Linked DNA regions of Homo sapiens: region 2 is linked to region 1. Evidence: chromatin loops called from intact Hi-C (ENCODE). Cell type or tissue: IMR-90. All regions are shown on one strand. Each heading gives the region's core, and the rest is flanking DNA. Links, peaks and the distances in the headings are about the cores only. Region 1 overlaps PDK1 (pyruvate dehydrogenase kinase 1). Region 2 overlaps RAPGEF4 (Rap guanine nucleotide exchange factor 4).

The links. Hi-C counts contacts between places; a loop is a spot of excess contacts. Peaks named below come from ENCODE experiments on the same cell type or tissue, not always from the same donor. Only the 100,000 strongest peaks of a DNase experiment are listed, where the experiment ranks them.
Region 2: a loop joins it to region 1, with 4 times the contacts of the local background. A loop is called at or near these places in 1 of 110 quality-filtered maps.

Annotation. Positions count from the first base shown.
Region 1 is chr2:172,591,482-172,595,878 of GRCh38, reverse strand. It overlaps PDK1 (pyruvate dehydrogenase kinase 1), which reads right to left. Exons shown (of 11, transcript NM_002610.5): 10 at 2,831-2,944; 11 at 1-50. Among named protein-coding and RNA genes, the nearest start is that of PDK1-AS1, 37 kb to the right of the region's middle. RefSeq lists a silencer at 3,734-3,941. In IMR-90, for the core only: a CTCF peak has its summit at 1,997 (motif pointing left); no DNase peak of the experiment used is centred there.
Region 2 is chr2:172,781,136-172,785,532 of GRCh38, reverse strand. All of the region lies in intron 1 of RAPGEF4 (Rap guanine nucleotide exchange factor 4), which reads right to left. Among named protein-coding and RNA genes, the nearest start is that of RAPGEF4-AS1, 47 kb to the right of the region's middle. In IMR-90, for the core only: a CTCF peak has its summit at 2,071 (motif pointing right); a DNase peak (open chromatin) is centred at 2,382; H3K27ac peaks cover 1,019 bases.

The DNA.
Region 1 (4,397 bases), core at 187-4,186:
GCAGCTTTGTTATACACTGGGAGTCTTTCTATTGAGTCTGTTGACAGAGCCTGAAAAAGAAAAACCTAAGACCTATTAAGTCTGGCATTTTTTAGAATTCATTATTTGAGAAAATAGACAATGGCAAAAAGGTTACGACAAATTAAATAATATTCTATTAGTATCTTATTAATCCTTATACCACCTAAATATACTTTTAAATGGTATGTATATTTGAAACGTGTTATTTATGAAATCTATGGCACTGACTGATGTGCAGGTTGACTGAGTTTGTTGCTTACAGTAATTCCCCAGCCATCCTGGAAGCTGCTGGACTGAAATTTTACACAAAACATGACCCAGATCAGAGTTGGCTAACTGAAGAAGTTGGTTAAATGTAAAAGCATACAAATCGATATATGTATCTTAATAGATGCACATAAATTTAATGAACTCTATTTTAATTATTTACTAGAAGAAATAGTGTTTTTTTCAGCATAGTCACTGTGCTTTAAAAAAAACTCATCACAAGCCAGGCACGGTGGCTTATGCCTATAATCCCAGTGCTTTGGGAGGCTTACACAGGAAGATTGCTTGAGCTCAGGAGTTGGAGACCAGCCTGGGCAACATAGCAAGATCCTGTCTCTACAAAAAATAAAAATATCAGCTGGACATGGTGGCACATGGGTGTAGTCCTAACTACTTGGGAGACTGAGAGAGGAGGATCACTTGAAGCCCAGGGGTTCAAGGCTGTAGTGAATTATGATTGTACCACTGCACTCCGGCCTGGCAACAAAGCAAGATATTGACTCTATAAATACATAAAAATTTAAAAACTCATTATAACATTATTAATAAATAGAAATCTATGTCTAAGGCATCTTAGCTTTTTCGTGAACATTTATTGGCCCTGGGTTTGAATCTGTGTCTTCTCCGGCCTCCAATTTCAGTCACTGTGCACAAGATTTCTGCATCATGCATGATTTCAGTTTTCCATATATTATTACCAGTAATTCTCCATTGTATTTCAGCTTCCTATAAGTCACTGGAACCTGAGATAAACTACATTTCTAGTTATCTTCTTCAAGTTAGGATTTTTCAGTAGTATTTCCATCCCAGGCCAAAGGCATTTCCTAAGATGCAGAACACCCTGAACAAGAAAATCTCATTCTGATAATGCTAAAGTCTTTGATGTTGACAATTTTAATGATTCTCTAAGACTTCTTATCTTCTATTTTCCCTAAGGTAGAACAAAAAACCTTTCACCTCCATATTTCTCTAAATATTCCAGAATTTCTTGATCTACAGGCTAGATCAAGCTTGTCCAATCCACAGCCCACAGGCTGCATGCGGCCCAGGATGGCTTTGAATGAAGCTCAACACATTTGTAAACTTTCTTAAAACATTATGAGATTTTTTTTTGTGCAATCTTTTTTAAGCTCATCAGCTATCATTAGTGTATTTTATGTGTGGCACAAGACAGCTGTTCTTCCACTGTGGCCCAGGGAAGCCATAAGATTGGACACTCCTGGGCTAGATCAAAATGTTACATTTTGTCATAAAAACATTGCACTAGGCCAGGTGTGGTGGCTCATGCCTGTAATCCCAGCACTTTGGGAGGCCAAGGCAAGCGGATCACCTGAGGTCAGGAGTTCGAGATCAGCCTAGCCAGCGTGGTCAAACCCCATCTCTACTAAAAATACAAAATTAGTCAGGCGCCTGTAATCCCAGCTATTCGGAAGGCTGAGGCAGGAGAACAGCTTGAACCCGGGAGGCGGAGGTTGCAGTGAGCCGAGATCATGCCATTGCACTCCAGCTTACGTGACACAGAGCAAGACTCCGTCTCAAAAAAAAAAAAAAAAGAAAAACATTGCATTGATGTTGCCCTTTTCCCTCGCAATTGACATGGTTAAAAAAACAAAAAATACCATCTAGAAAGAATTTAGTCTTTTCAGATATTTTTTCCAATATAAATTCTTCAACATTTCCTATAAAATAGATGCCATCTAGTGGCCAGAACAAGAAACTAGAGTCACTAAATCAGGCATAAACAGCCACCAGTTAGCCGAAGAAGGGGAATGATGGAACCTAGTGTTTTTCCACCATGTAAAATGTGTGGAACCCTCCTTAATGCATTGAACACTCCAGGCAAGCAGACTAAGTGCTTCTGTGTCCATTAGGTAAGCTATATGCTTACCAAGAGTCACTTGTGCTTGTTCCCAAATCTGTTTGTACAATTCTGTCATGATAATTACAAAATTTATTACATAAGCAAAGAATAAAAAGGGGAATGTTTCCTTGAAAACTAAGATGAATGTTTTGGAAAGACTCATGAAGGAAAGTCACATAAAACTTGCTGTCAAATCAGTCAGGAGGTATCTGTAAAGGACTGCATAAAAGTCCAAAAAGAGTATGCACTTGTTGGTTTAAAGAAACTAAAATGATGCACTGTCAGTACAGCTTTTGCAAAAAAGACAATGTGACACTCCAATCTGCAGACCCATATACAAAAAAAAAGCCTTGGCAGTACATCAAAAGTTTGGCGTTATCAATGTCCATTCATGTGTTTTATGTTAAAATTAAACTTGTATGATATATAACTTATGATTCTCTACTTTAACCCAATTTTTTTCCTATTAATAGACAGAGTCCTAATCACTCCAGGATACAAATCTCTTTCCCCATAGTTTTAGGGGATCATCTATCAAAATGGGTGAGATCCCCAGCAAAAAACCATAGTTTTTTTCTATTTAAACAGCATGTGGTAGAGTTAAATTTCATTACAGTTAAGTATGGACATCTGTTCTTATCATCAAAAGAAATATTAAATCAAGAAGACTACAGCTATTACCTTAATGTAGATAACTGCATCTGTCCCGTAACCCTCTAGGGAATACAGCTTCAGGTCTCCTTGGAAGTATTGTGCGTAAAGACGTGATATGGGCAATCCATAACCAAAACCAGCCTGTTTGATGAGAAAAACAAAATTCTATTCAGAAAGACACACACTGAAATACTTTTCTAATTAAGATAGATGCCATTGAGTACCACGGGGCTATCAGAGCCCGCATCTGAGAGATGCATTATATTTAATATAATTAATATTTAAGCATTGACAATGATTAAGCTGAGGTTTACTTGAGTACTGTATCAGCTGACTTCCCTCTGGTCATTTAAAACTCTTTATTCTTTCTATAAAATGACTTGTGGTTGGTCTCGAAAAAGCATATTGCTTTTCCTTGCTGGCCTGCTCGGTCGTATTGTGTCTGGAATTGGTTCCTTCCAGTGGGTTCTTGGTCTGCGGACTTCTCCAGGAGAGGGGAGAAGAGCAGCATAAGCAGCTGGCAGAGGCAGGGAAAGACCAGCAGAAAGGAAAGAGAGAAAGAGACAGAAAGTCAGAGAGAGAGACAGAGGAAGAGAGAGACAAAGAGGGAGTCAGAGAGAAAGAAAGAAAGAGACAAAGTCAGAGACAGAGAGAGGAAGAGACAGGGACAAAGAGGGAGTCAGAGAGAGAGAGAAAGAGAGACACAAAAAGTCAGAGAGAGGAAGAGACAAAGAGGAGTCAGAAAGAGAGAGGCAAAGAAGTCAAAGAGAAAGAGAGATAGAAGTAGTAAAGAAAAAACAGTGTACCCTATTCCTTCAAAAGCCAGGGTAAATTTAAAACCTATAACTGATAATTGAAGGTCTTCTCTGTAACCCTATAACACTCCAATACCACCTTGTTGTCAGTGTAAACAAGGGCATAGCCCGGAAGCACTGAGACCACTGACAACCCGTAGCTTTCCTATCAAAAATCCTTAACCCAGCAGGTTTCCTAACAGGGGATCTAAATCTGAAGGTCCGACCAGACACAGGAGGAACTCCCTTCAGGACAGGACAATAGATGTTTCCTCCCAGGCGATTAAGGGAAAAAGACACAATGGGTACTCAGTAAGTAATAAGGAAACTATTGTAGAAGCAGAGTTAGGAAAATTGCCTAATAATTGGTCTGCTCAAATATGCGAGCTGTTTGCACTCAGCCAAACCTTAAAGTACTTACAGAATCAGGAAGGAGCCATCTATACCAATTTTAAGTTAATATGGACTGAACGAGGTCTTATTAATAGCAAGGAATAATTGAAATTCCAAACTTACAAGGTTTTCAACAAAAGTAAAGTTTGCTAAAAGTTAACAGTGTAACATTTATTATCTTAACTTCTAATCTTATGGAAATCAGACCCTATCAGTGCCCCTCAAAGCTCAAGTCCATCAGCGCAGGGCCATACAACTAATACCCCTACTTACAGAGTTAGAAATGGCCACTGCTACAGGAACCGGAACAGCCAGTTTATCTACTTCATTATCCTACTACCAAACACTCTCAAAGGATTTCTTAGACAGTTTGCAAGAAATAACGAAATCTATCCTTACTCTACAAT
Region 2 (4,397 bases), core at 112-4,111, 190 kb before region 1:
TTTAGCATTGCAAAGAGCTGCTCATCTCCTCCAGTGAAGAACTGTCAAATCTGAGATAATGCATGTGAGCTTTATCAATTATAAAAGGCTACAGAAGGTATTTCTAGTACCACCGTCGTCATCATCATTATTAGCCACCAAGACATTTTTTAAAAAGTATCTCAAGAAAGCAATAAGTAAAGTGCTTAAAAACATATACTAAAATTTTTCCATGCCTTTTAGAGGTTTTATGGATAGGTGTGCATTGTGTTTTTTCTCTATAACAACAGTTAAGATCTTAAATACTATGTACTCTACAATCTCAATCTTTTTATAACACTATTAGCTTTTCAAAGGGCCTTGACACTTACTGAAAATTTTGATCATTGCAGCCCTGTTAGATAAAACAGGTATTAAGAATTCCATTTTGGCTGGGAACAGTGGCTCACGCCTGTAATCCCAGCATTTTGGGAAGCCAAGGCGGGCAGATCACCTGAGGTCAAGAGTTCAAGACCAGCCTGACCAACATGGCAAAACCCCATCTCTACTAAAAATACAAAATTAGCCGGGTGTGGTGGCACATGCCTGTAATCCCAGCTACTCGGGAGGCTGAGGCAGGAGAAACACTTGAACCCGGGAGGTGGAGGTTGTGGTGAGCTGAGGTTGCACCATTGCACTCCAGCCTGGGCAACAAGAGCAAAACTCCGTCACAAAAAAAAAAAAAATAGAATCTCATTTTACACACATTTAGACACAGAAGTTAGGTGACTATTAGTATGCTAAAATCATGTATTTATAATGTCAGTGATGACATGGATATAGCAAAAGTCTTTGAAACTCAAGATGTTTACCACTTATGTTATTATTTTAATTATATGATTATTAACCACTTAGAATACTGAAATGTTTACTCTTTCCTAATTACAAGTTTTTCCAACAATGTCAACAAAATTCAGAAAGGTGTTGAAAATGCACTCAATCTGCAAGTATTTACTGAGTATGAAGACTATACTTTCAGGGATCTTTTTTTTTTTTTTTTTAAGAGTTTCGCTCTGTTGCCCAGGCTGGAGTGCAGTGGCACGATCTCGGCGCACTGCAAGCTCTGCTTCCTGGGTTCAAGCCATTCTCCTGCCTCAGCCTCCTGAGTAGCTGGGACTACAGGGGCCTGCCACCATGCCCGGCTAATTTTTTGTATTTTTAGTGGAGATGGGGTTTCAATGTGTTAGCCAAGATGGTCTCGATCTCCAGACCTCATGATCCGCCTGCCTCAGCTTCCCAAAGTGCTGGGATTACAGGCGTGAGCCACCGCTCCAGGCTCAGGAATCATTTCTATAGTTCGTTACTGAGTATCATCTGTATGACAGGCGAATAAAGTACTCGGGTGATATAAAGATCATGGTCCCTGCACACACAAAGTTAAAAATGGGTAAGAGAGATACAGAGATACGTACATCTACAGCAAGTATCAAGGTGAAATGTGGTAAGTAGCACAATGGAAATGGGAAAGAAGAGAATGGGAATCCAGGAGAGAAAGAGACTTCACGTACAGATGAAATTTCTAAAAAGACTTCATGAAGGCATTACTGTAAAATCTCCTTAAACTCAGTTTCTTCTCATTTCTTTTTTTATGACTACAGCACCAACATTGTTTGGTCATTTCATCCGAAAACTTTGGTGCATCACTGTGGCCCCTCTCCCTAGAGATCTGCTCTCCTAACTCCTCTCCCTGTGAGTTTCCTACTCACACACCCACTCCCACCACACACACACACACACACTCACACATACACACAAGCACATACACACACACAGATACCCATATACATACCCACATAAACATGCCTACAGAGATACATACATACACACACGCAAGCACCTCCTCAAGGCAATCAACTGCCCAAGTTCTCTCTCGGCTGAGGCTCTTGACTTTGTCAGTATTCAGGGTGACTCTCAGAAAAAAACCCCTTTGAAGGAGCCTGAGATCCCAGGGACCATTGCAGTTTTTCACTCACAGCTGAGATTGATCATCAGTCAGACAGGGCACACCAAGACCCCTGTGATCCTTTGGAAACATGGCCTGCACAGCCGCCACTAGGGAGCAGAGCACGTGGAGTCTGTGAATTCCTGGCATAATGCCTCCTTGTTTAGCAGTCATACCCGCTTGCTTTTATGTCTCTGTGAAAGAATGAAGAGGAAACTGCTCCCTCAAGATCCCAAATGAGATAAGAAAGTTGTGACTGGAGGTCACTGCAGACCACAATTTTGCCCTTAAGCAAAGCAATAAAAAGGTCCAAATACTTCCACCTCCCCGACCACTCTGTCCTCACTCTGTCCTCGGCCGATGGATGAATAAGATGCCACATCTGAGGCTCAGGGCTATTCAGAGAGTTGAAAAACCCCATCATTAGGCAGAGGGCCAGACCAGGCCTGCTAATATCTAAAGAATGTTTAGCCCTGCATTTGTAAGTGAAGAGAGAGAGGAAAATTTTTTGAACAGATCTACAGTGTTGCAATTTGTCTTGTTACAATTAAAATGCAATGTGAAATCGAAGTACAGCCTTGTCCAATTTTAACAGCCCCTTTTCAAAAACCTCTGACTGTTCCTGAGCATCTAACCTCAGTAGAGGATCATCAGGCTTGGCAAAGGCTCTCCACCACACACCCTCAGCCTCAGGTCACCAGACCCCAGCCAAACGGGGATGCTTATTGGATCCCAAACAGCACATAAAATAGAAGTCTACCATAATTGTCCCTCTGAAATACACTTGCCCTACTAGCATTAAGTTAAAAAATAATTTCATTTGGCTCCTTAAAATTTAGAACAACTTCTGGGATGACTCAGATAACCGAGGCTTCTTTAAAATGCTTTCCGGATGGGTTTCAACTGATGGCTTTTTTTCCTCTGTGTAATTTTCACCATAGTAAGCAAAGGCTCTCAAAAATCATTTCGTAGTACTTAGTGCTACACTCAAATTTGAGATGACTCTGTTAAAAAATTGCCACTGTTGCCCCTAAATAGTAGGAGAGCCCACGGAGGGCTTTGGGTTGAAAGAGTTAGAGAAGGGGACTCTCTTGAGTCAGGTCCTTCTGACAGTCTTCTCTTAGCTCTCTCTATTCCTGGGTAACTAGAGGGAGACCCTTCGAAGAGAAAGAACATGGAAAAAAGGAAGCACACTGAGCATGGCGGGAGGGGAAGCGACTAAGAACTTTACCTGGAACAGTGATTCTCTGCCTTTTATCCCTCCCAGCCCACCTAAGGCACAGCATGCACAGCCAGGACTAGCAACACATGGAACACATTTTTAACAGGGAAGGTTTGACAAAGACTTTCTCCAACTGAATCAGCTGGTTAGGAAGCTCTAGCTTTAAGAAAGAAGTAGTTTATGAGTTAATGATGAGTTTATGAGTTATTTATTAGTTATTTGTATATCTTATCCCAGCTATTCATGGAACACCCCTTGCATCTTGCCACCTCCCCAGGTGTTCACCAGTACCTGCTGCTGGTGCCCACCCTGGTGACAACTTGAAGAACCCACAGAATAAGTAGGTGAAGGTGTGAAGTCGGGGACTTGAATTTAGAGGAGTACAGCTGGCCCTCCATATCTGTGGGTTCTGCGTCTGAAGAATCAACCAACCACAAATTGAAAATATTTTGAATAAATAAATAAAAAACAATACAATACAAAATAGTACAAATTTTAAAACTACACTGTATAACAACTATTTGCATCCTGTTTACATTGTATTAAGTAATCTACAGAGGGTATGTGTAGGTTATATATTAGGTGTTGTATTAGGTTGTGTGTGTGTGTAGGTAGGTAGGTTATGTAACACAAATACTACACCATTTTATATCAGGGTCTCGAGCGTCTGCAGATTTTGGTATCCAAGCGGGGTCCTGGAACAAATCCTCCCATGGGTACCCCAGGACGACTGTACATAAATGCAGCATTGGAAATTTAAGAATGTTTATCAGAAGTCCTGTTGTTGGCATGGTGGCTCATACCTGTAATTCCAGTACTTTGGGAGGCCAAGGCAGGAAGATCGCTTGAGGCCAGGAGTTAGAGACCAGCCTGGCCAATAAAGCAAGACCTCATCTCTGCTAAAAATTAAAACTCCTAGGTTCAAATGATCCACCCTCCTTGGCCTCCCAAAGTGCTGGGATTACAGGTGTGAGTCACCACACCCTGCCCTCGTGAGCCACCATGCCTGGCCCTTCCCTGTCTTATTCTTCTGACTGAAGTGTCTGTTTCTGGCTTCTGGCTGGAGGCTACACTTCCCAGCCTGCCAGAAGGGCCACCTAGCAGGCTACAACTCTTTTTGAGAAGTAAAATTTTCCTTTCTAAATTTATGAATATTGTTATTCTTCAGTTGACACTTCCTTTGAATAAAGTCTGCCTTACCATCAATAACAAAAA